Linked DNA regions of Homo sapiens: region 2 is linked to region 1. The links are chromatin loops, found by intact Hi-C in ENCODE. Cell type or tissue: endothelial cell of umbilical vein. All regions are shown on one strand. Links, peaks and the distances in the headings refer to the core of each region. The heading gives the core; the rest is flanking DNA. Region 1 overlaps LINC00907 (long intergenic non-protein coding RNA 907). Region 2 overlaps RIT2 (Ras like without CAAX 2).

Region 1 (12,025 bases), core at 1,375-9,374:
AGTGCCTCTGAAATGTTTGCATTTCTTTCACTACAAGTAAAATATCTGATTTCAGACTCCCAATACTCTTTTCAAAATTACAAAATCTCGAAGCAGCGTATCTTCCACCCCAATTCCTGATCCCCAATAATATATTTTTCATGCTGCAGCTTGAGTAATCTTTTAAGGGTCCAGCCTTGTCGGATCATTTTCCTGTTTAATCTTTCCATGGTGTCTATTGTAACAGCATGCGATCTTAATTATTTAGGTCAGTGTAAGGACCTTCCACGACCTGGCCCTTATTTTCCCCTTTACTTTACAATGTATTGAGTATGTTGGGATCCCCTGGAATTCTCTGAGCCTTAGCATATCCTCACCTTCTACCTAAAGCCTTCTTCATGACTTTATTGTTCCTACCATCTTCTTGTTTCATTTTATCCTTTGTTTCTTCTTGAATGTCTTCAATGACTCCCTAAAGTAGCTGCATTATATGTTTCATTATTTATCATCACAGAACACTGATCTCTTCTGTAACCACTGCTTTCTCATCAGTCTTTCCCTGAACCCTGTTCCTTATTGTTGGGAATTGGATTCTTAGTCACCATTGTCTTCTGAATATCTGGCACAGTGCCTGGGTCATAGTATGTTCAACACATACTGAGTAACTGAATAACTAACCCTCTCCTATTGTTTGAAGGTATGTGTCCTCCAAATTCTTATGTTGGAACTTCAGCCCCAAAGTGATTGTATTAGAAGGTGAAACATTTAAGAGATGATTAAGTCATAAGGGCTCTGACCTTCTGAGTGGGATTAATGTTCTTATAAAAGGGCTGGCGAGAACTAGCTATGCCTTTTTGCCCTTCTGCCATGTGAGGACACAGCAACAAGGAGCTGTCTAAAAAGCTGAGACGGAGCCTTCACCAGACACTGAATCTGCCGGCGACTTGATCTTGGATTTCCCAGCCTCAAGAACTGTGAAAATAAACTTCTGTTGCTTATAAATTACTCCGTCTGTGGTATGTTGTTATAGCAGCAGGGATGGACTAAGAAACTCTCTCTTTATATAAACAATTACTTGTGGAGAAGTCTGTATAATTACAGAGTAAAATCTTTAAAATCTCATGGGTTTATAAGTAGCCTTACCTGCTGTCTTAAATTCAAGATTCCCACATTTGCACCTCTTTAGTATATAGAATATAGACTATAAAAATAGTCTTGGCTATCTAAGGCTAGTGGCCAACTGTCTATTGCAGAGAAAGAGTGAGAAATTTAATATAAATATTCATTCTTACATATCCACTTCCTAGGCTAATTATCTATTTAAGAAACTTTGCCTTATTGCTACACACATACATTTATAAATAAAAGTACTTCTGCATTTTTCAAATATAAATTAGTTTTTTAAGACTTGCGTGCATACCTAAAAGCATATGCACCAGATATGTCCATATAAGCACAATTCCAATCAAAGAAAAAGACTGTACTTAAACCAACAGTAAGGCCTTAAATCAACTAGGAAATCCAATTCAATCATATTTCAGGGTTTATCATTTCAGTCATACAAACTTTATCCTGGACAAAAACTGATGTGGGATGTGTGTGTGTGTAGTTCTAAATATTGTAAGCAAATTTATTTAAATGAGCTCATCTGGAAATACTGAGTTCTATGTAATACATTTCTTTGTATTGAACACAATTGATTTCTGTGTGTCAAAACAATGAAAGTGGGTCATTAAAGCAATTATTGTTACTGTGTAATTTTACTACATAAATTACCAAATAAATAATATTATTGCAGAAAAACACAAGCTTACTATCTTTTTACTTATTTTCAAGTGAAAAGATGGAAGAGCTATTCCTATGTCCTGAAAAGTCCATATATTAGTTGAACATGCTGATATCTGATTCATGAAATCTCCATTGCTTCAGTACCATAGATGTGAAATGATTTTAAAGCATATTCACATTTGTCATCCTATGTTTTTATATTTAATAATTTTACTCTAATTTTACAGTTACTGAAACTGTTACATAGCTGTGCTGTTCTATATCTGGACATGCTGTGTATAACAGTATGTTATTTTTACAGGTACCGGACTTTATTCTCTAGATCTTTTCAGGGGCATGCATAGCTCTTAAAGCACCCATGCTCATATTCAAATCTTCTAATCTTTTCAATGGGACAGATTCAAAGATCAGTGGTTTTTATAAAAGAAAAGTCAAATATGATTATTACTGGTGGTTTATTTCAGGAATTTGGGAAAGGGCTTCTGTTTTACTCTAAGTATTTTCTTGCTGTACTTGAAAATGGCTCAATTCCCTTCAATTAGGGATCAATCTTTCTACTCCTATATATAATGTTGAAAATGTAAAGGTCCTTGAGTGTTGGAAACTAGTGATTTATAATGACTGCTATTTGAATAACTGTTATTGGTTTCTTTTGAGTTTTTAAGGAGAAAGAGAAGAGAAATTAGGTCATTGTACATGTGAAAAAACAGAAAGAGTAACAGGAGAAAAGAAATCAGGAAGGGATACCAAAGACAAGCTTCACAAATTCCATAACTTTGAAGTGAGAAGTCCACCGACTCCTGACTCTAGCTGATTCACAATCAGTAAAGGAAAAACTTCACATCTAGTGGTTTATTTTTTACTCCTCAAAATTCAACACATAGTTTGTCATTTTTGCAAGATCAGGTATCCTTTTGATACCACCTATAAATTCAATCATAGCATATTCATGTATCCTAACTCCTTCAGTAATGACTCAGAAAAATTGAAGTAATTCTTTGACCTGGTTTTATAATTTAACACTTTTTAACTTTATGTGCTTTTTGCTTCATAAAAAAAGATGCTTTGTTAATTTTTATCTGTCTTTAGAATCAAAGAGATTAGCAAGGTGAAAAGCAGAGCCAGGAGGACCACATTTTTACTGAGCACCAAGCATATATGCCAGGCTATGCATTTTACAATGCTCTAAAACTTTGCAAAGATATTTATAAAGTAGCTATTATTAGCTCCATTTTGAAAATCAACAACGAAAACAAAATAATGGTGAGAAAGTTTAATCTACTAGCCAAGGTCACACCATGAAGCTGCAGATCTCAATTTTGTGTGACTCAAAGCCCCTTGTGCTAGGAAGGCAGATGTCAGCAACCCTAGCTTAAAAAGAAGGTTTGCATCCCATAGACCTGGTGCTGATGCTGAATAGGAAGCCCAAAGAACAGAATAGAGCCAGAGCAGGAGGTATCTGAAATCTACTCTTAGTCTCCCATAGAGGCACAGTACACACTACAAACATAGCAAGGGATGGACCAATAAACAGAAACAGGTAAATTGAATCCTAATTCTACAAACAAGATCTCAGTTCTCTCAAATGTGTTGGGAACAGAGAACACACAAGATTTTAGCTCCTGCTGAGGGTGTGCAGGGAGTCCCTTTCTGGAATGATTTGCTATCTTCAGAAGAAGTACCTAGAGATGGAGTACCTGAGATAGAAATAACAACTCAGAGAGAATAAGACCACATCAAAGCATCACTCTGGATATTCTATGGATTTTTTTTGGCAGGTTATGTTTTGAGGAATAAAGCCTTCAAAAACTTTCTGGAATCATATTTGGTTCTTTATGACATCAAGGTCAAGGGTGGGCTTTGCACAGGTAAGTTAGAAGGCCTATCATAATGTCATTTCAGGGGAGGCCAACAGCCTCTTACATCTCCCTTGCTGGCTTTCAATAGGGCTTTAAATTCCCATTATGAAGAACCATGGCCTTTCTCAAGAGTCCATTGTTAAAATATATATTAATGTATAGTGAGTAAACTTGGATTATCTCTAAACACCTAAGTATAAATTGATTTGTAACCAAATTCATAAGGAGATGCCCCAAAGGAATAGAGTTAAGTTTTGGTTTGGGGAGAAGGATAAAATGTGTTGGCATTTGGTGCCTTGCCCAAGAGGGAGCACTGTGCTCAGAGTACTGAATGACTCAGTTGCCAGAACAGTGAAGGGAAAACCTCAAGAGAGAGAGGTGCTTGTTTCTGGAGGGCATGTGCAGGTGTTCTAAAGAGTCAAAATGAAAGAGGAGAGACTGCATAAAAAGACAAAATATATACAGCCTTCTATCTTTGTTTCATTTGCAGGTCTTTCTTCAAAGAATAAGCGTTTTTCAATTCCTTTATAACTTGACATAGCAAAAAGGCACACTGACAGAGAGAATTAGAAAAAAATTAGAAAATTCTTGTTGATTTAAAATGAATAATTCCTTCCTTCCTTCTTCCCTCTCTTTTCTTTTTTTTCTCTTTCTTTCTTTTCTTTCTTTCTTTCTTTTCTTCTTTTGCTTCTTTTTTTAAATAAACTCTGTTGACTACAGCCCACATCAGATTCTCAAGGGCAAAACATATAGAAGTATAATCTAAGCACCATAGTAGGTCTTAGCTAGACAACTCAAGTTCAAAGAGTATTTATCTTCTCCTAAGTACATTCTCAGAAAGAAAAATAAAACTCACATAGCATTTGTAATTGAGTACAAACAGCCTGGAGCTCCCAACTTAGCTAGCATTTACAGCATTTTGTTTGATCTAACATGATATACAAGTCAGCAGACTAGCTGTGAAGAGATCTCATGATCATAATTCCCAGGAATAAGGTGATTTCAAAACAGCTAGAGTAGCATCCCACGGACACCAGCTACCAAGGGGAACAATTAAGCCAGAATGGCATTCTATTCTGCTGCTACTTGCAGATTGCAAATCACAGCAGTTTACCCAGTAATTTCCCATCGATCAGCACTAGTGTCTTGCATACTAAAATATTCTTCACTGTAGTTTCCTCATCTGTCAGGTAAATTTTCAAACATAGGCTGCAAAGAAAGAACTGGGAACTGCTGATTCACAAAAAATGCAAAGTATTTGGGGTTTATTTGTGAACAGGATATTAACTACTCTTATTATTTTTTTCTTCTCTCAAAAAGGTTCCTGACCCTTGGAGATGAGAGTATAATTAAAACTGCAATTAGCAAGTAGATAATCAGGAGCGGTGAAAATACAAAAGAAGAAACTGAGAAGAGCTATTATGTTAAATCAGAATCTAAATATAGTTTTCTGTAGTCTAAAAATAAAGGAAGCATTCTATTAATTGTGGTCATTTTTCCACACATTTCTTCATGACAAAAATATGTAGAATAATCATAAGTTGTCCAATATTTATCACGTTCTGAAGGAGCAAAAAAATATGAGCATCACATATATAGAAATAAGTGAAAACCAACCAAGTAAGAAATGCAAAGTCTATTTATTCAGACCTTGCTATAGCAAGGGAGTAAGTCACTATTACTTGTGTTTTGGCAGAGACTCAAAGGCAGATAGGAGAGGGGGAAAGAAAGCTTTATAGTGAAACAAGGGGAAGGCTTCCAGTGTGCCCCAATGGAGCTATTGGCATGGGAAAGTGGTACGCAGGCCAAATACACGTGAGCCAACCTAGGTGATTGCTTGGAGCTACATATATGGTTCTCTGTGATTGGTCCTAAGTTAGAAGCAGGGACAAAAGTCGGGAAAGTTGTCAGTTATTAATCAAGGACTGGCCATTCAGAGCTGATTGTTATAGATATCATTGTTTAGCTTCCTGTGTTGTTGCTAGTGATAGCAATCTGGCTACCTGCAAGTCTGATTTATAGCAGGTTGGCTTTCTGGTTGTTTATTGTAGATAAAGGGTTGGTTTCCTGGGCAGATTCCTGCAGGCAATGAGTCAGAGTTCTAGTTTTGTATGTGGTCTGGTTATTATTCCATTTGTATGTTCAATCTCTCTCATATATTGAGATTACCAAACAAGAATACAATATTTTTAAGTTTTATAAAAAATTTATAGTTGATTTTATTATTTCAACAAGAAGCAAATGGTAATATATTAAGATGGACTCGGATCCTATAATACTTAGTAGAAAATGGACGTAACCTTTTAAGATATTCTCAAACATTACTCAAAAAATGTAGAAAACAAAATTAAATCAGTACTCTATAACTGTAGAAACAAAGATTGCACTTTTCATCGGAAAAACATTATCAGTAGTCCAGTATATAATGTGGGGTGCTGTCTTTAAAGGAATACATTCATCTCTGCTGTTTCCTCCTTTTCATATAATTCTTGTTTAATGCCTACTTGAATCTTCTTAAAGGTTTTCAATTCTTACCTTCTAGGTGGACTTGATTTTTTTTTTTATTTTAGTATATTTTATTTTCTCTCCAATAACAAAAAGCTATCTAAGACTAACATTGCTTTCTTGTATGGCTCTGAAGTGGCTCTGAATTTCAAAATAGAATTTCCCCAAATAGTTTGGCTACTGGCACATTAGCAGAAGCATGATGTTCCATCCCAAAGTGACCACATGGAAGGGGATCCCACACACTATTAATTTACTCTCTGAACAACATTACATGAGCATATGCCATGTGCAAGATACTGAACTAGCTGCTGGGGTTGCAGAGAAAATTTATATAGATTCTGGCTCAAAGAATTAAGAGTCTGATAGAGGAAGACAGACATTTATAATCAAATAGAAGTAAGTAATAATTAAAATCATTTTTTTTTGTAAAGTCATCCCAGTAGTGTTTGCGAGAATCAATGAGGTCCACAGACCAGAGAGGAGGGGACTGTAGTTCTCTGAGAGAGGGGGGTGACAGAACCTCAACAAAAACGGTTTAGGACAGATGATTTTTCAACTTGAGTTTTAAAATCTGACTAGTTTTTTGCCACTTGAATAAGACCAAGAAAGGCATTTAAGACAATGAAGCAGAGTAAGCAAAGGCATGGAGTCATAGAGTAGCTTAAAGCATTTAAATATAATGGCCTCAAAGAAGGTACACACTGAGGAGGGGTAAGGGTAAAAATGAGAGAAATAAGCAAGGACCACATCATGGAATGTATGAATGTCCTATTTAGCATTGTATACCTTATCTGGTAAGCGATGGGAGATCTTGGAGAATTTTAAGGAAGGTTATATTTTTTAAAATGGCTTTTTAGAAAGATGCATCCACTGTGGATACACATGCTCTTGTATATTTTTAAAATAATTTTGCTTCTTTGTAGCTCCTATAGTCACTAGGTGACAACTCCTCTGATGTTACAATAAGAATATTTGCAAATAAACTTCAAGACCAGAAAAAATTTGTATAGCAAAAATGAGATATCTAACATTTAGGGGGACAAAAATCACTCAGAACAGAACAGCAGAAAGCTGTCCCAGATAATGTAGAAAAGCAGTGAAAGAAGACAATTTAGAGATTATGTATTCCTATGTGTTATTTCATATGGACAGGATATTAAGCTAGGAATTGTGTTGAAAGCACCAAGATAGAAACGATAAAATGCACCAAAGTGAGCTTCCCAACACAATGCAAATTTCAAAAAAAAAAAAAAAAATCAAAGGAGTATAGAGAATAGAAGGATTTGGTTTGGAGATGGAAAGAATTTGAAGACACTTTCATGGAAGGAGGTGTTTCTTTGCTGAGAATTTCTTCTCCTAAGGGTAGAGGTAGAGAGTGTCTGCTTCTTACCTCAGGCTTGGAGAATGGAAATCCAATGTGACCTCTCTGAATATGTAATATGTGTCACCTGTAGGAGAAAAAGTGCAGTGAAATCATGCCAGACTGCAGACTGAAAATGCTAAAGACAAGAGACAAATAGTGGGGACAAATGAGGTATCTAACATTTAAGGGGAAAAAAGAGTTGGGGAAACTGGTGACCTACACTCTCAGCATTAACCAGGACAAAGATTGCATAAGCATTTCTTATAGCTCGACTGTGGGTTAAGCATGACAGAACAATAATGTGGCATTATCTTAGATCTTATCTAATAAGTTACTACAAAGGCTAGCAAGATAGAGCCCAGCAACATATTCAAGGTATTTCTGTCAGAATACAAAGAACCCATTAATAAAAAATGTATTGATAAATAAATCAGATAAGTAAAACAATTATCTACAATTTTTAGTCCAAATATGTCTCAAATATTGCATGAGAAATTATGTATTTTTTAAAAATTTGCTGTTTGGCCAGGCTTGGTGGTTCACATCTGTAATCCCAGCACTTTGGGACGCTGAGACTGGCAGATCTCTTGAGCCCAGGAGTTTGAGACCAACCCGGGCAATATGGAGAAATCTGTCTCTACTAAAAATACAAAAATTTGCTGGGTGTGGTGGCTTACCCTGTAGTCCCAGCTACTTGGGGGCAGCTAAGGCAGGAGAATCACTTGAGCCCAGGAGGTTGACTTTGCAGTGAGCCATAATTGCACCACTGCACTGCAGCCTGGGCAACAAAGTGAGGCCTTGTCTCAAACAAACAAATCTGCTGTTCATTCGAAATTCAAATTTAACTGGGCATCGTCTCTCTGCAAACTCACATCAGCATTGGACATTAGCGAGACTCAACATAAAATCAACATGTGACCGTATGCCCCAAGTACAAACAATTGACAAGGAAAGATGGTATTAAGTCTAAAAGAACCTGTGTCATGTCTTCCAAAAAGCAGAAGAGATCTATTTGCAGTAGGAAAGAATGAAGCTGAGACTCAATGGAACAAGTTGAGACAGGTAATTTGATTTCTTAGATTCACAAGACCTGAAGTTCAACCCCACCCCTGTCCTTCTCTTTTATCTAAGCCAAAAATATATTTTATTTGTTTATTTCTTTCAGCCAACTTAAATTGGGCTTCAATCACTTGTAGCAGTAATATTCTGTATTAGTATAGTCCTCTTCTGAGCTGTTATACTTGCAATATTCCATTAAATCCTCAAAGCAACCTTGTGATGATATAATATGTATCACTATTTTACAAATGAAGAAACTGAGGCAGACTGAGTAAGTAACCTATGAACATTTATGTTGGCAGTGGGAGAAAGAGCCAGAATTTAACTCAGTTTCCAGCATCAAAAGCCTAGTCTCCCAACTGCAATACCATACTGCCTTCTATTTTCCTTGCAGTAAGACAGTGCCCTATGTCAGCCAAAATGAGTCTTCCTGGCACCATTTGAGTATGTTGTGCTCAACCTTGTATTTTACACATGCTGTTTCTTTAGTCTTGTTGAGGAATCACTATAATGCTGAAAACAGAAAAATTTTGCTGAGTAGTTTTCAATGAGAAAATATTTAAAATTCACTGCTAGTTACATTAGCTGCAGCTATTATATTAAACTAAAAGTCATTTAGACCACACATTGATGATGGCAACAGGTGATACTCAATCTTCTCTACCTCAAGCCTTCCATTGTATGTTGCAAGCTTTTATATTTTTTTTTTTGACTAAAACATTCTACTCTAATGTTATGTGATATATTTGAGAGCACAAAGTAAATGGTGTGTTCTTAGGGAATATATTAACAAACACTTAGATGTGCACCATTCCAATCTGTTCGAAGCTTAGGTATAGTCAAACATTTCAAAATAGTTACCAGGCAATGTACCATAAGGAACCCTGGGAAGAATTCCACGTAGAGGACAGGAAGGGCAAGGACTGGGTGAGATGTGAAAGAAGGGGGTAACTCTGTGTATGCTAAAAGCATAAAGTAGGCTGATTTCAGCATAAATATCATTACTTGTGGATAAACACCTTTCTCAAATTCCCAGTCCACATTAGCTTTTCAATTATACACTATCTTGTTTGTTTTAGTTTTTGTTTTTTTTTTTTTTTTGAGATGGAATCTTGCTCTGTCGCCTAGGCTGGAGTGCAGTGGCTCGATCTCAGCTCACTGCAACCTCTGCCTCCTGGGTTTAAGTGATTCTCTCGCCTCAGCCTCCCAAGTAGCTGGGATTGCAGGCACCACCACCCTGCCCAGCTAATTTTTGTATTTTTAGTAGAGACGGGGTTTCACCATGTTGGCCAGGCTGGTCTCGAACTCCTGACCTCAGGTGATCTGCCCACCTCGGCCTCCCAAAGTGCTGGGATTACAGGCATGAGCCACCATACCCGCCCCAATTATATACTATCTTAACAAGCTGTAGTTCTCTTTTATAGCATTTACTTAAATAATTAACTGACCAATTACATATTTGTTTTCTGTGTCACCATTAGATCTGACTGCAAGTTCCATGCTCTTAGTCATTGTGTGTGTCTAATTGCAGAGCTTTATACTTGTTGAAGAAAAAGAGAAAGCAACAATGGTGGGGAGGTTGAGTCATGCAGGTGATGGCATAGGGAAGTGAATGAAGACTACTCCCCATGAGGTCTGGGGATATCAGTGGTGACACACTGATTTCAGTTGGATTATTTGCTTTGTCTCAGCATGAGCAGTCCACAACCTGTTCTTTCATTTTATCTCCAGCAGGACTTCTCACACTACCTAACCAATGGATAATTTCTATCAAATTGCTACTCTGCACTTCTCACTCAACTCCTATTATTGTTTGTAAAATCAAGATGGCATATACTTAAATCAGTTTATTAACACACATCATACAATGAGATGATGCTTTGATCTAGTATTTGATGACTCGTTGCCATTTACTTCTGGGTCCCATATCCAAGGAATTTCAGGACAAAAGCATATTATTTGCTCTTAATAGATATTGAACCTGGCTTTATATTACAACAATTTATTCATCTTTAAATGTTTGCTGTACGTATTACCCTTCCACAAACTATCCCTATCCTTTCTAACACTCGCTTCTCTTCTCATTTCCTGTAGCTACTCTAGTGAGCAACACTTCTTCAGTGTTCTTCATTCCATTGCATCTCTAAGCAAGCTCCTTTTTAAATATCTCTTCACTTGTTTCATTATTTATTCACATGCCTTTCTGGCTATTTTTCTCCCCAGTCGTTTCTTGTCTCTTTCCTATCTCTCTCTGCTTTTATTATAAAATCATTATTTTCAAACTTCATGTTTACCACATCCATATCCATGTTAATTTACAGTGCTCATGCTAAGTAAGAAGAAACAGGAGTTTAAATGATCAAGTGAAAAGTCAAATGCAGGAAGCTGAGTGCACACAAAATGAGCATACCAGAGTTCATGTAAACAAATATGAAAACAATAAGGATGAGGCTACATAGAGAAGAGAGCAAGTCAAGTAGTCAATTGTCCATGAAAACAGTCTACAACCACAGAGAAAGATGAATGGTAGAAAGTCTTATTAAAATAATCAGTAAAGATGTTTCCAGAAACAGAAAGAATCAGAAATACTAATGGCTCCAGAAAAGTCCACAGCAAGAATAGTTCCTGATGCTGAATGTTCTTCTGCCCCAGTCTCAACTGCAGTCCTCCTAGAATCCTAGTCAGCCAGCTTTGGATGAGACTATCTCATGTGCAAATCACCTTTAGCAGTAGATACAGCACACCTAAGAGGAGGAGGAGCATTCCATACAAGAAGGAATATTCCGTAACACTGAATAATAATCATATATTTTCCCACTTTATTAAATTAAGCTGCCACCTTAAGAAATAGGGAGAGGAATTACAATTTGGAACATGTCAACATTAGAAAAGCTAACCTCAAATAATCTTAGTCTTTTGAATATCCCTTCAAAAAGATCCTTTGGCCCCTAATCCCTTGTCTAAACCAAGCTGTGTTATCACTAAGAAATGGGCTCTTACAGAGAGAGCTTCCACCTCCAAAGCTCTAATTTGACTTGTTATTTCATCAGGACGCTATAATGATTTATATAAGGCACTGTGAAAATGCCATGTTAATTTAACCAAAGACTCTGATTAGTATTGGAGCTACGTTTTTCTTTTTTTAGATTTTACCCCACAATATTCCTCTTCTATTTCTAGTATAAGAATTCTTTATCAAATTTGGTTGATTCTGTTTATTTTTACTGTGAAATAAAAATATATTTCAGAAAAGTATACAAAATGTGTGAATGGTTCAATGAATAATCGCAAAGCAAACAACTGGATAATCATCATCCAGGGAAAAAAGCAGAGCACCAATACCTTCTGAACAATGTTTCTTCTTTATCACTACTCCCTTATTCTCTCTTAAAAAAAAGTTTGCGTACCCCTACCATACTAATTATTGTATTCTGTAATTTGATATATAAAATTAATAATCAGTACTATT
Region 2 (12,025 bases), core at 2,733-10,732, 290 kb before region 1:
CAGCTTTGCAGTTGCATTTGATGCTTTCCAGAGCACATCTCCTTTTTTCTTTCTTTCTTAATTTAAATAATAGGAAATAGGAATCCATGCATGCTGCCCTACTTGTCATGTTGCCAGCACAGTCAAGCTTTTACTATCCCCTTCACCACCTTCTCCGCTGTACCTCTGAGGTTCAAGTAGCATAAAAATAATTTTTGAATCACTTGGATAATAGAGTACTCTCCTCATGGGCACTGCATAGAAGCAGGCATGTTTTCAAGGACATTTAAAGACAAAATTGTTGGCCAAATTATTCAAGAATAAAAATTGCAATTAGGGATTTTACTTTGGTGAGCTTCATGAGGATAGGAAAAAAATGACAGTAACAATATAGCTAGTATTGCCTTTTTCAGAGGCAAACCATGTTAGAACCAACATAGAGGAAGGCATTTTTCACACATTGTGTTATTTAATCTTCACATTGGTGATACTGGAAAGGCATTGATTTTCCATAATCCAGATGAGAAAATAGATGGTCAGAGAAATCAAGATATTTGCCCAGCAGATCAAATGTTATGTTTGTGGTTCCCTCAAGTCACATTCTCTCTCTCCTTTTTTTTTTTTTTTAAGTTGAGTTTTGCTCTTGTTGCCCAGGCTGGAGTGTAATGGCATGATCTCGGCTCACTGCAAGCTCTGCCTCCCAGGTTCAAGCGATTCCCCTGCCTCAGTTTCCTGAGTAGCTGGGGTTACAGGCATGCACCACAAAGCCCGGCTACTTTTTGTATATTTAGTAGAGACGGGGTTTTACCATGGTGGTCAAGCTGGTCTCGAACTCCTGATCTCAGGTGATCCACCCGCCTCAGCCTCCCAAAATGCTGGGATTACAGGCGTGAGCCACCGTGCCTGGCCCACATTCTCATAATTACATCACATGTACTCACCGTGATATGAAGGCGGAGTAAAGAATGCCACATGTAGTATAGAGATATATACTTAAGGGTTAAATTGGTGTTCTAAGTATGATAGTGCATAAAAGATAGAGACCACAGAATGAACAGGAGTCAGGAAAAGTTTCCGAGTAGTTAGAAAGATGTGTAATGTTTCTGTTTCTTCACTTCAGCAGTCCAACATTACTCAGAATGGTTCCTGTTTATGAGTTCTCTGAAACTGAAACAACATCATTAACAACAATCTCTTGAACTTTTCTGTGTTGTTTCACATACTTAAAAGGAAACTTAACATTGTCCAGTGTGATGAAAGTTTGGGTTCTACTTTTGTTATGGCAAAAGCTGGTTAGGAAATGGAAGTCTATGTGTGTCCTGGCAATTTCACCAGTTAAATGATAGTGCACCTGATACTGTGATACAGAATGTTTGTTTATTTATTTATTTGGTTATTTAGCATATGATATTGAGGCAGGAGAATAGGGTCTGGAGGCAGGGAATTGAAGGCCAACTGGAGCTAATTTCCTAAAGCTGGATCAAAAAGGAAAACACCTGGGTCTGGAGGCAGAGACTCTAAGGCCAATTTGTGATCACTTCCTAAAGCTAAAGGGAAAGGAAAATCCCTATCTCTCTAAGCCCCAGTAACAAAGTATCAAAAGCTGCTCCCTGCACCACCCCCTTTCGCACTGTATCTCGGATGTAAAAGGAAACTGCCTTGGATTGCCCGCGGGCCAAATGCAGGCCATTCCTTCATCTGCATAGGGCGCCAAATCCACTCTGGCCTCTAAATGGCCACAGGCCAAATCCTTCATCCGCATAGTGGATAGCCAATCCGGACCTCAAAATGGGGCACTTAAACTCCAGAAAACTTTGTCACCGGGGTCTTGAGCCACTTGCTGGGGCCCGCTCCCTCCCTGTGGAGGGTTCTCTAGCTTCAGTAAATCCCTACTTTCACCATTTCGTTCCTTTGTTACTTTGCGCACTTTGTTCAATTCTTTGTTCCACACGCCAAGAACCTGGACATCTCACCTCCTAGGCTTGCCTTCTGGTAACAATATGTCTAATATCTTATAGCAGACACTGTACAAAGACTGTATAAAGATGAACACACTAGACAAGTTCCGGGCTCTCTTCGATCTTAGGATCCAGCAGAGGCACCCCATGCAACTGCACTGACACCATCTAATAAGTGCTGGATGGGTGAGTCCAGAGCTTCGTAGCTGTTAACCAACCCTGCGGTATCCATGTTTGCTAAAATCTGAAAGACTTGCAGGCAGAAGACTGCCACAAAAAATGAGGGAGAGAGTGTCTCTGCTGTAGAGTGATATAGGGGATTCCCTTAGCACATTTCCTAACTGAGCAGTGTCCTTGTTCGTTCATTCAACCCTGCCGCACACCACTCTCTAGTGAAGCAATTCGGAGTCATCTCAGCATCTGCTCAGCTCTCTTTCTTGAGGCCCCAACACTAACACCAGAATATCCCACAGTTAGACCTTGTATCTTCCTTAACAGGGTCCTCAGGGTTTTGAACAAGTGGTAAAGGCAGTAACTGATAATGTAGGGGAAAGGTGTTTCTTTTTTCTTTGTCCCAGCTGTTTCTTTATTTAATTACCCTGATCACTACCCACAGACACTCTGACTTTTTCTATTTGTTGATGATGCTGTGTTTGACGATTCCCAAGACTTCATTAGGACTCTTTCTATTTATCGCTTTTTTCTGCTTTCACTTTTAATTTTCCAGAAATTTTGAGTTACTGTTACCATCATTTTGTTTTCCAATGGTAGTATAGATATCAAATAATAACAATAGTTCTGTGATTTCAATTGCACTTTGAGGGGCAAGAGACTGAGAAATTGCTCACTGTCTTGAACAGGAAGCTGCTGATTTTAAAATATTGCTGCAATAGAAAGGGTTTAAGAAAAGCATTGTTTAAAATTATCATATGTCCTAGGCACCAAAATACATTTTAAAATAATAAAACATATGCTATACAATATTAATATCTGTGCTTATGTTTTATATGTATGCATATGATATCATATGATGTTAATATCCATGCTGTATGTTAACATGATATTCATATATCCATACTTTTTATATTTACTACAACTTACTAACAATTTGAAAAAACTATTAACTTCCCAAGTGAATCCATCTTGAGGCATCTCACAAACAATACCATAATAGAAACCAGCCTTGATAATTTTAAAACTCAAATATCCTCATTATCTCATCATTCTCCATTATCCCCATATTTTTCCTGGCTCTAACCTAATAATGAAATCCTATTTTTTCCAATGTAGTTGAATATGCAATTTTAAAATTATTGTATTTTAAATAACTGGATCAAAATGATTCTAAAATTACCAAACTGATATGATGATGTTTTTGTGTTATGGAACAGCTCACCTGAGTCTAAAAGTGCAATGAAACACAATTACATTTGTATAACCAAATTATTTGATTGAGCACAGTTACTGCAAAGAGTTGAAATAATATAGAACAAACAATGATTTTTTTCTATATATTTAAATTTTTTCCTACTATATTTGTATGCAGGATGCAAGGCAGATTAGTCTGTTCCCATGCTGCTAATAAAGACATACCTGAGAATGGGTAATTTATAAAGGAAAGAGGTTTCTTTTTTTTTTTTTCTTTTTTTTTTTTTTTCTTCTGTGAGACGGAGTCTTGCTCTGTCACCAGGCTGGAGTGCAGTGGTGTGATCTCGGCTCACTGCAACCTTCGACTCCTGGGTTCAAGCGATTCTCCTGCTTCAGCCTCCCGAGTAGCTGGGATTACAGGCATGCATCACCACGCCCAGCTAATTGTTGTATTTTTAGTAGAGACAGGGTTTCACCATGTTGGCCAGGATGGTCTCGAACTCCTGACCTTGTGTTCTGCCTGCCTCAGCCTCCCAAAGTGCTGAGATTACAGGCATGAGCCACCACACCCGGCCAGGAAAGAGGTTAATTGACTTACAGTTCAGCATGGCTGGGAGACCTCACAAAGTTTTCGATCATGGTGGAATAGGAAGTAAATATGTCCTTCATCACATGGTGGCAGGAAGGAGAAGAATGAGCAAAAAGGGCAAAAGCCCCTTATGAAACCATTACATTTCATGAGAACTCACTCATTATCATGAGCACTCACTCATTATCATGAGAACAGCATGGAGGTAACCGCCTCCACGATTCAATTAACTCTCACCAGGTCCCTTCCAGGATGTGGGAATTATGGGAACTACAATTTAAGATGAGATTTTGTCCAGGACACAGCCAAACCATTTCACAAGGTTACAAATGTATTTTGAAAAGAGAGAAAGATATTGACTGACTTGGGAACAAAAATTTTGCTGATTTTCATTGTACAGGCATGTCCTTTAACAATATAAATTTTAAAACATTTTTCTCCCAATTTTCTTAAAAGATTTATCTAGGATGATGTACCTCATTAGTATTCACAAACTCCTTTACTATTAGAAGCTTGCTTATTATGCCTGTGTTCCAGAATACATACATTATCATAGAGTTAGCACATCAAAGTATTTTTCTAAATGGCATTTATTTGTTCAAATGGCAGCAATTTAATTGAATTTTTTAATGTTAAAAATCTACCAAGCAATATAAGTGCAACATAAGTGTTAAACACAGTTTAAGCATAGATGTTGTACTCTAAAATGTTTAACATTTGCTTAGTGTCACAAACCTAATTCCTTGAATAAAAAGAAAATAAGAAAGATATAATTAATTGCTAATTTTTTAAGTTCATAAGTGATGAAAATATACAAAAAAATTATTCTCAATAAAGGCTGGGTTTGTTAGATATGGGTTAATAAAAAAAAACAGGAAGAATATAATTGACTAAGAAGCATGCACAGGATTCAGATCACGGCAAAGGAAGGAAAGCTACCCATGTGATGTAGAAGGGATTAGAAAACTGGAATTTCTGAGCTGGCAGTATTTTAATTAGCTATGAGAAAATGATATCATCACTACCTTTCTGGGCTCTGATTTTCTCATCTGCAAAAAAAAAATTTGATAATCACTAAATTCTCGATTCCCTAGAAAAGGTTCAAGTATGAGGAATAATGTGTCTGAAGGCACAATGGTAAGAGAGACAGCTTTTATGATCAGGCCATGAGAGAAGTGACCCCATTAGAGAGGGCATATTCAATATTAACTGAAGATAAAGTTGATTGGTAGCATGATATCAGATTATATAGGGTCTTAAAATCAGGCTGATGAGTATAGATTTGATGTGAAAGTAAGTGTGTAACCACTGGACCTTTGGAGACAGAAGAGCTGCAGAATAAATGCAGTACTTAAAGAAGAGTAATCAGATAGTGAAATGGATGGATTTCCCCCCATTGATGGATTGATTGGAAAAGGGAGACCGTGGGGTTACAGTAGCCACTCAGGAGGTGTAACTAAGCTGGAGGATGAAGTATATCCAGCACTTAATGATGGTCAAGAACCTTGTAATCTCTTCCTGGTTGTACTTCTGATGTTATAGAGGACAAACATCTGCTCCAATGACCACTTTCCTCATTTCTATCATGAGGGAGTGCTGGCCTCTCAATACAACTGTAAAATTTTATAATTATCTGGAGACAAATTCTTCTTTTTATTGCAAAACAAGATCATTTGGTTTTTACTGAAGGAGGAACCAAATAGTAATTTATTTTGTATTCAGTATTTAGAAATATGAATTTAATTGTGGATGGTGAAGCTTTTTCAGAGAAAGCACGTGTGGGTATGTGTGTGCATGAGTCCCATATCATTTTTCTTATTTATAGTAGTATCCTATCTGATACTCTAAATCAATTAGCAACTGCAACTTTGTCATGTGGATTTTCTTATTTCACTCTATTTTTGTTGAGATCATCCTTTCAGTATCACATTGGGAATGACTAAACTGCAGTAGATGAAATCCTTTCACAACACAGTTATGCTGGCTTCTTCCAAGACACATTCCTGTAGGTTTTATCGGCAGGAAAACAGCTCCCAGTATGAGTGACCTCCAGGATAAACAGGAAGCCAGCTGCGATTAAAAATATCTTTTAGTGGATTTGTACCCCCCAGAGGCGGTCATGAAACTTTAAATCTTTGACAAAATACAAGTCAAATAGAAAGAGGAAGGCAAACAGACTTCTATGGGAAAGAAATTTTGGTGCAAAATTTGATCCAAATACAGTAAGATTCCTCTTTCCTCCTCCCTTCTTAGTGTAAGACAAATGACTAATGCTAGAGAATGAAATAAGGAACATTAACTTGCTTTATAATTGTTGTGGATTTCAGTGGGATATAGGCTTATCTAAAAGTTAAACTAGACCTGGCTTTACATGTACAGGAATGAATAAGTAACTAAAAGCTTTATCCATTTAGTTTAAGGATTTGATACTCTTTCCCTTTTATCTTCATCCTCCAGCCTCCAATCCTCATTCCCCTTAAAGTGCATATCATCCAGGGAATAGTAACATATTTAAAAACATTTAGCTTAAAGTAAGTAATTAACCAAGTGATAATATAATTATCTTTTGGGCTTTGATCCAGGCACTGTCCCTAGTGCTTTGGAGAATATGATGCTCAGGTAGGTTAGAGTCTAGTGATGGGAATGAGAGTAAAACACACGTAATTACAATAAAAGAAAGAGGCATAAGTGCCAAAATCTGAGGACAGTTCAGTACTGTGCATGCCTGGCAAAAGAGAACAAAACTAGAAGAAAGCTGTCAAAAACCATTTTTATAAAATCTCCTTTAAAATAGATAAAATACTTCAAACGGAGGCAAAGCTCCAGCTCTCAAAAAGAAGGGACAAAAAGAATTTGTCCCCCCAAACTGATCCAGACTAATTGATTTGTACCCTATTTCCAACTCACATATTCAGTCAAAAAGTCTTGCCCCCTGAATCTGTCACAACTACCCCATTTAGATTCTAATCTTTCACCTAAGCCATATTTCCAGTTATCTATGGATGGTTCCATTTGGATGTCTAATATTAACTCTCACTAGACAAGTAGAACTCTGTATGGGACATGATGGCCCTTAAGTTATTTATTTTCTCAATCAGCTGATCTCTGTCATTACAACTACCAGATCCAGGGCTACAAAAACTGGAACCATATTTAATTTAATTTAATTTAATTTAATTCTTTCTTTCCTTGGCGAGGCAGTGGTATCAATGTGTCTCTGATTTTCTACTTGATAGCTCTAGGACTTCGACCATCTCATTTAATATCTCTATACTTTGTTTTTTTATATCTAATGTGAGATACGTTTTTCATGTCCTTTTTTCATAATTCTTTTCTCTTCATTTTTTTTTATTGTGACCTCTCATTCAAGGATTTCCCCCCTTTTCTTTCTCCTTTTGTGAAACCTCACTTCAGAATTACTGTGAAAGCCTTCATGGTTTTCTCCCTGCTTTCAGTGGCCCTTTCCTCCACTGTGACTCTCACCATTGCCAGACTAATCCTACTAAAATAGGGCTGCCTGCTTGTGACTTTCCTCCTGACAAAAATCTCCTGAGTTCTTGGTTTCCTATTGCATCAAACCCAAAACCTGGTTGTCAGGGATTTCAAGAGTCTGATCTCACTTGGCAACAAGAACATACCACCTCTTTATATGAGTCATACTAACGCCTCTTTCTGTAGCATTGTTTCTCTTCTTAAGGGCCTATCCCAGTCTGTCACCCTATACTCTCCGTCTTGCCACAACTCCACACCTCTCAACTCCTGGAACATCCATCTTTGCGCAGGCCTATGTTCCTCACTGAGGTCAGGATGCTTCAGTAGTGACTTGGCTTCTGAACATAATTGCCAGTGTTCTCTCTGGGGCACCTGTCCATGGAGTCTTCTTTGGAGTTCCCCTCACATGTGCTCCTGGCTGTTATTTTGTGCTAATCCCATTGCAATGGGACTGGCTTCATGAGCTGGCAATTGCTGCAGCTGCCCAGGGTCCCAAGCCCAGAAGGGCATTGCACTTGTTTTAATGTTTTATTCTTGCTGTCTTGAAATTCTTAATTATTTTTGAACAAGTAGCCTCACATTTTCACTTTGCATTGGGATCTACAAATTATGCAGCTATTCCTGCATTACAACCTTAATGCTTATTCAAATTGTATTTAGTTAAGAGTTTTCCAGGAGCCATCATTATAGTTGGATTCCAAGTACCCTTCAAGCCTCCAGTTTCAATGCCAACAACTAAACTAAAAAGATTTTAAATATCATTCTCAATTATTACACAAGAACCATTTTCTACAGAATAATTTTATATTATCTTGCTTGAAGCTTCCGTCAGTATTATTGAGTATGACTATGAAATGTTTGGCAAGGCTTACATTGAAAACCACAATTACAGGTTAGTCTTAGAGAACCTGATACTGCAGATCTAGTTTGGTTGACACTGGGGATGTTGTCTGCTATCTAAACCCCAAGAAGATAAATTGCCTTCAGCAATCAGTGCTTAGGGGAGATTTGTGTCAAATTAATATGTTATTATTGATGACAAAAGTGATATAATTGATCATGTTTTCATTGTAGCTTGGGTTGTTTAAACGTTCAGAGTCAAATTGTAAATCAAACTCTGTCTCCTCACTCTATCCTGGTTCTGATGCTCTAATTTTTATTTGTCTCATATAAATATATATATATATATATATATATCTCCATATTTTAGTTTTAGTATATGTATTCATTTTAGCAATCTCAAATCTTACATGCCTGTCATATATAAGTGCTCAATAAATATTTGATGAATGAGTTAGGCAAAGTGCAAGCAGTATTCCATGATAAAATGCATTCCTCAAAATATGTGTCAAATACCAAAAAACAAATGATAGATTATCTTCTCTGAAAACTGTAAAATGGTATTTGTTAATTATATTTTGACTTTTAGGCATAATCTTTGACCTCATATTATTGGCATTTATAAAAGCTTTGTTCGTTTTCATTTAAATTGACATAACCAGTTTAAGGCATCAGATTGAGACTGAGAAACTACCACTCCTACTTATTGCAATCCTTTTGCTTTGCAAAAATTATAGTAAATTCATGATACCTAGACTTTAATCCTTTATAATTTTTTCTGTATTTTCATTTAAAAGATACAAATAAAAGAAACAACAATCACATGATTCTGTGCTATGCCACCCTCCAAAAACTCAACTATTGAAGGGTAAGCAGGTCTTAGATGATTAACTACTATGCAAATGATGAATTTGTACTATGAAAGGCTATTTAAGAGTGACTATACATAATCTTTGGAAGTGAGGTTACCTGAAAGTTGAGGAGCTCTGTACAAATAATAAAGTTAAGGAAGAACATCACATCCTTTTCCCTCACCAAGCCCTCTTTGCCTTCCCTCTGAAAACTGTTCTTGCCGTTTTCTCAACCCCACAGTTCATTTAGATCTTAATTATTATTCATTCATTTTATCTTGGCTTGGTTGTGTTTCTCCAACCCAGACAAGTTCAGATATATATATATGCCCTACCACTTGGTACAGTGTTAGGTGTATGACTGACGGACTTATTAATTTACTTTTTTTTCCATAAGGAGAACAAATGTGGACATGCGGTTTATTAAAGAGATGGCCAAAAGGGATTCAGATCAGTATATGTAATGCTATCTGTGTGCCCTTACTGGGAGTTGCTAATAACCTGGTCTGAATATAGTGCTAGTGCTTTTTGAATGTAGTGAGGCATTCATATCTTTGTAGTACTGCTACTTGAATGCAACGGGGAGCTGGTCTAGTTCCTACATTTTCTAATACCTGCTTAAAATTCTTACTCTGATAATCAAGAAGCTGGAATATGAGATACATCAAAAATTCTTTATTCATTTTCTGAATATAGAAAAATTATCACACAATTTTAATACAAGGGAGTATATCAAAGGCAACTGATCATACTGGAATGTTGTATTCAGAATAGCTCTGAAAATATTAGAAATGCTTATATTTGTAGCATTTTATACAAAGGGTCTGTTTCATAAATATTTTGCTACTCATAGATAGCAGATGGAATCTGGTAATGTTCCTGAATAATTAACCAACAAGTTTCATTTATAGCAGGGAGCAAATGAAGAAGATATTAACATTCAGGATACATCAAACAGAAAGTATAGGGATCTTTAATTCACAGGTGAATGAAGACGGAAGCAACATGTTGAACACAGCATTTTTCCTTTTAAAGTGATTTCTTTATCATATATTATTAAGTTGATACATAGTAAAGAGATTTTGCTCAAATCTCTGAGTCCCATCAGCCTCTACTGCATCTTTTAGTAAAACATACACACACACACACACACACACACACACACACACACCACATCCACATGGAAACATATATACGTGTTGTGTAAAGAGTTGGTATAGAAAATGTCATCTAAGTTAAAATATCCTCCACATTCATTATGATAGCTTCATTACATCTGTTTTATTGGTGGAAAGATTTTCTGTTGGGGAAAAAAAAAGCTTAATACTTTTCTGATTAAGCTTACATAAAAAACACTGCCACATTTATATTTAATGCAGCTAAAAGAGGATTTCATGCCTGTTCTCCCAGTGAAAGGTTCTATTCTGCCAGATTTGTACCAGAGATAATAATAGGCTTGATTTGTATTGTATTTTAAAAATTCATCAAAGCATTTTAACATCTCTTCTCTCATTTGAGCTTTTCTACTGCCCTGTAAGACTGGTTAAGTGTGTGTCCTAATCCATCTTTAACAAAGGGGGAAATTGAGGCACAGAGAGGTTATGTGACATGTCAGAAAACATGCTCTAAGTAAGTAACAGTCCTAGAGGTCATGTACTATGACTGTCTTTCTCTGCTTCTGGAATATAAAGACCACTCTTGAGCATACATTCAGTTATATATTCATACAGAGAGGTGCAAAACAAAAATCATCCAAATTTTAAAGTATGTATGCTGGAACTTCATACCTAGAGATTCCAATTTAGATCAGATGTTATTCCTTGACATATCTATTTTTAATGTGATATGTGTGTGACTTTGAATCTGGTCAACAAGCACAATAACTGTTGGACTTTTATTTATTCAATCATCCAATATTCTCTGTGAATGTTGCCTTCTGTAATTTGCTTGTCTTCCTAACAGGTTGTTACACTTTATCAAATTTGTTAGTCATTCATTATGGTATATTTTTGTTGAAGTAGTCAAATGCTTTACTCTTTTTCTTATGTCTCACATAGAAATATATTCCTTCAGTTCAAATTTAAAAAACAATATACAGTTGAACAACAAAAAGAACCAACCCTTTTCAAAGACAACTACTACATTCTTCACAACAAAATAAAATCTATATGTAGAAGACAACATATAAATGAATATGTCATAGGACATGTTGATCATAACACATAAATAATAAATACAAATGAAAGGAACATGATGTTTCAATTCTACAATTTGTAAAAGTGGAACAATTTGATAAGCAGCATTGTTGAAAATGAGGAGAATTGGTCACATTTATATAATGTTGGAAAAAGTATTGTTGATACAATGTCTTTGGCATTGAGATTGGCAATATTTCTCAAAAGTAAAATGTATGTTCTTTTTGGTCTAGAAATACTAGACCAAAAAGATTCTCAGGTATAGATAAATTTTCTCAGGTATAGATAAATCTGTGTGATATGGATGTTTAAGAATAAATATCACAGCATTGTCTATAATAAGAATAAAAGGAGGCCATCTAAATGCCTGTTCATAGATAAGTAGCTAAATAAATTATGGTACATGTATAAAAAGAATTATGATGTCTCTATAAAAAAGAATAAGCAATATTTATATATACTTATATAGAATAGTTTCCAAGGTATATTAGCGCTGCTACATTTTAATTAAAGGTATATATTATGTTTCCCATTGAGTTTAGAATGATGTATAAAGGAAGAAGGAATATGTATATGCTTGTATGTACACAGACAGTAGTGTAAAGTTAAAGAAGCTATTAACTGATGCATTTGAAAAGAAAAATTAGAAGTTTGAGGTGAGAAGAAAACTAAATTAGTACTAGATATATCTGTACCATTTAAATATTTTGCTAATATTTGTATTTGTTAATTTTCAAAAAGGACTAGACGATT

Evidence for each region. Hi-C counts contacts between places; a loop is a spot of excess contacts. Peaks named below come from ENCODE experiments on the same cell type or tissue, not always from the same donor. Only the 100,000 strongest peaks of a DNase experiment are listed, where the experiment ranks them.
Region 2: it touches region 1 in a loop (11-fold over the local background); 2 of 110 quality-filtered maps call a loop at or near these places.

Annotation. Positions count from the first base shown.
Region 1 is chr18:42,638,476-42,650,500 of GRCh38, reverse strand. All of the region lies in intron 7 of LINC00907 (long intergenic non-protein coding RNA 907), which reads right to left. It overlaps LOC124904351 (a long non-coding RNA gene), which reads left to right. Exons shown (of 2, transcript XR_007066454.1): 2 at 677-984. Among named protein-coding and RNA genes, the nearest start is that of LINC00907, 460 kb to the right of the region's middle. In endothelial cell of umbilical vein, for the core only: no CTCF peak of the experiment used is centred there; a DNase peak (open chromatin) is centred at 5,520; H3K27ac peaks cover 2,037 bases.
Region 2 is chr18:42,925,593-42,937,617 of GRCh38, reverse strand. All of the region lies in intron 3 of RIT2 (Ras like without CAAX 2), which reads left to right. Among named protein-coding and RNA genes, the nearest start is that of RIT2, 180 kb to the left of the region's middle. In endothelial cell of umbilical vein, for the core only: no CTCF peak of the experiment used is centred there; DNase peaks (open chromatin) are centred at 4,837 and 5,917; H3K27ac peaks cover 2,082 bases.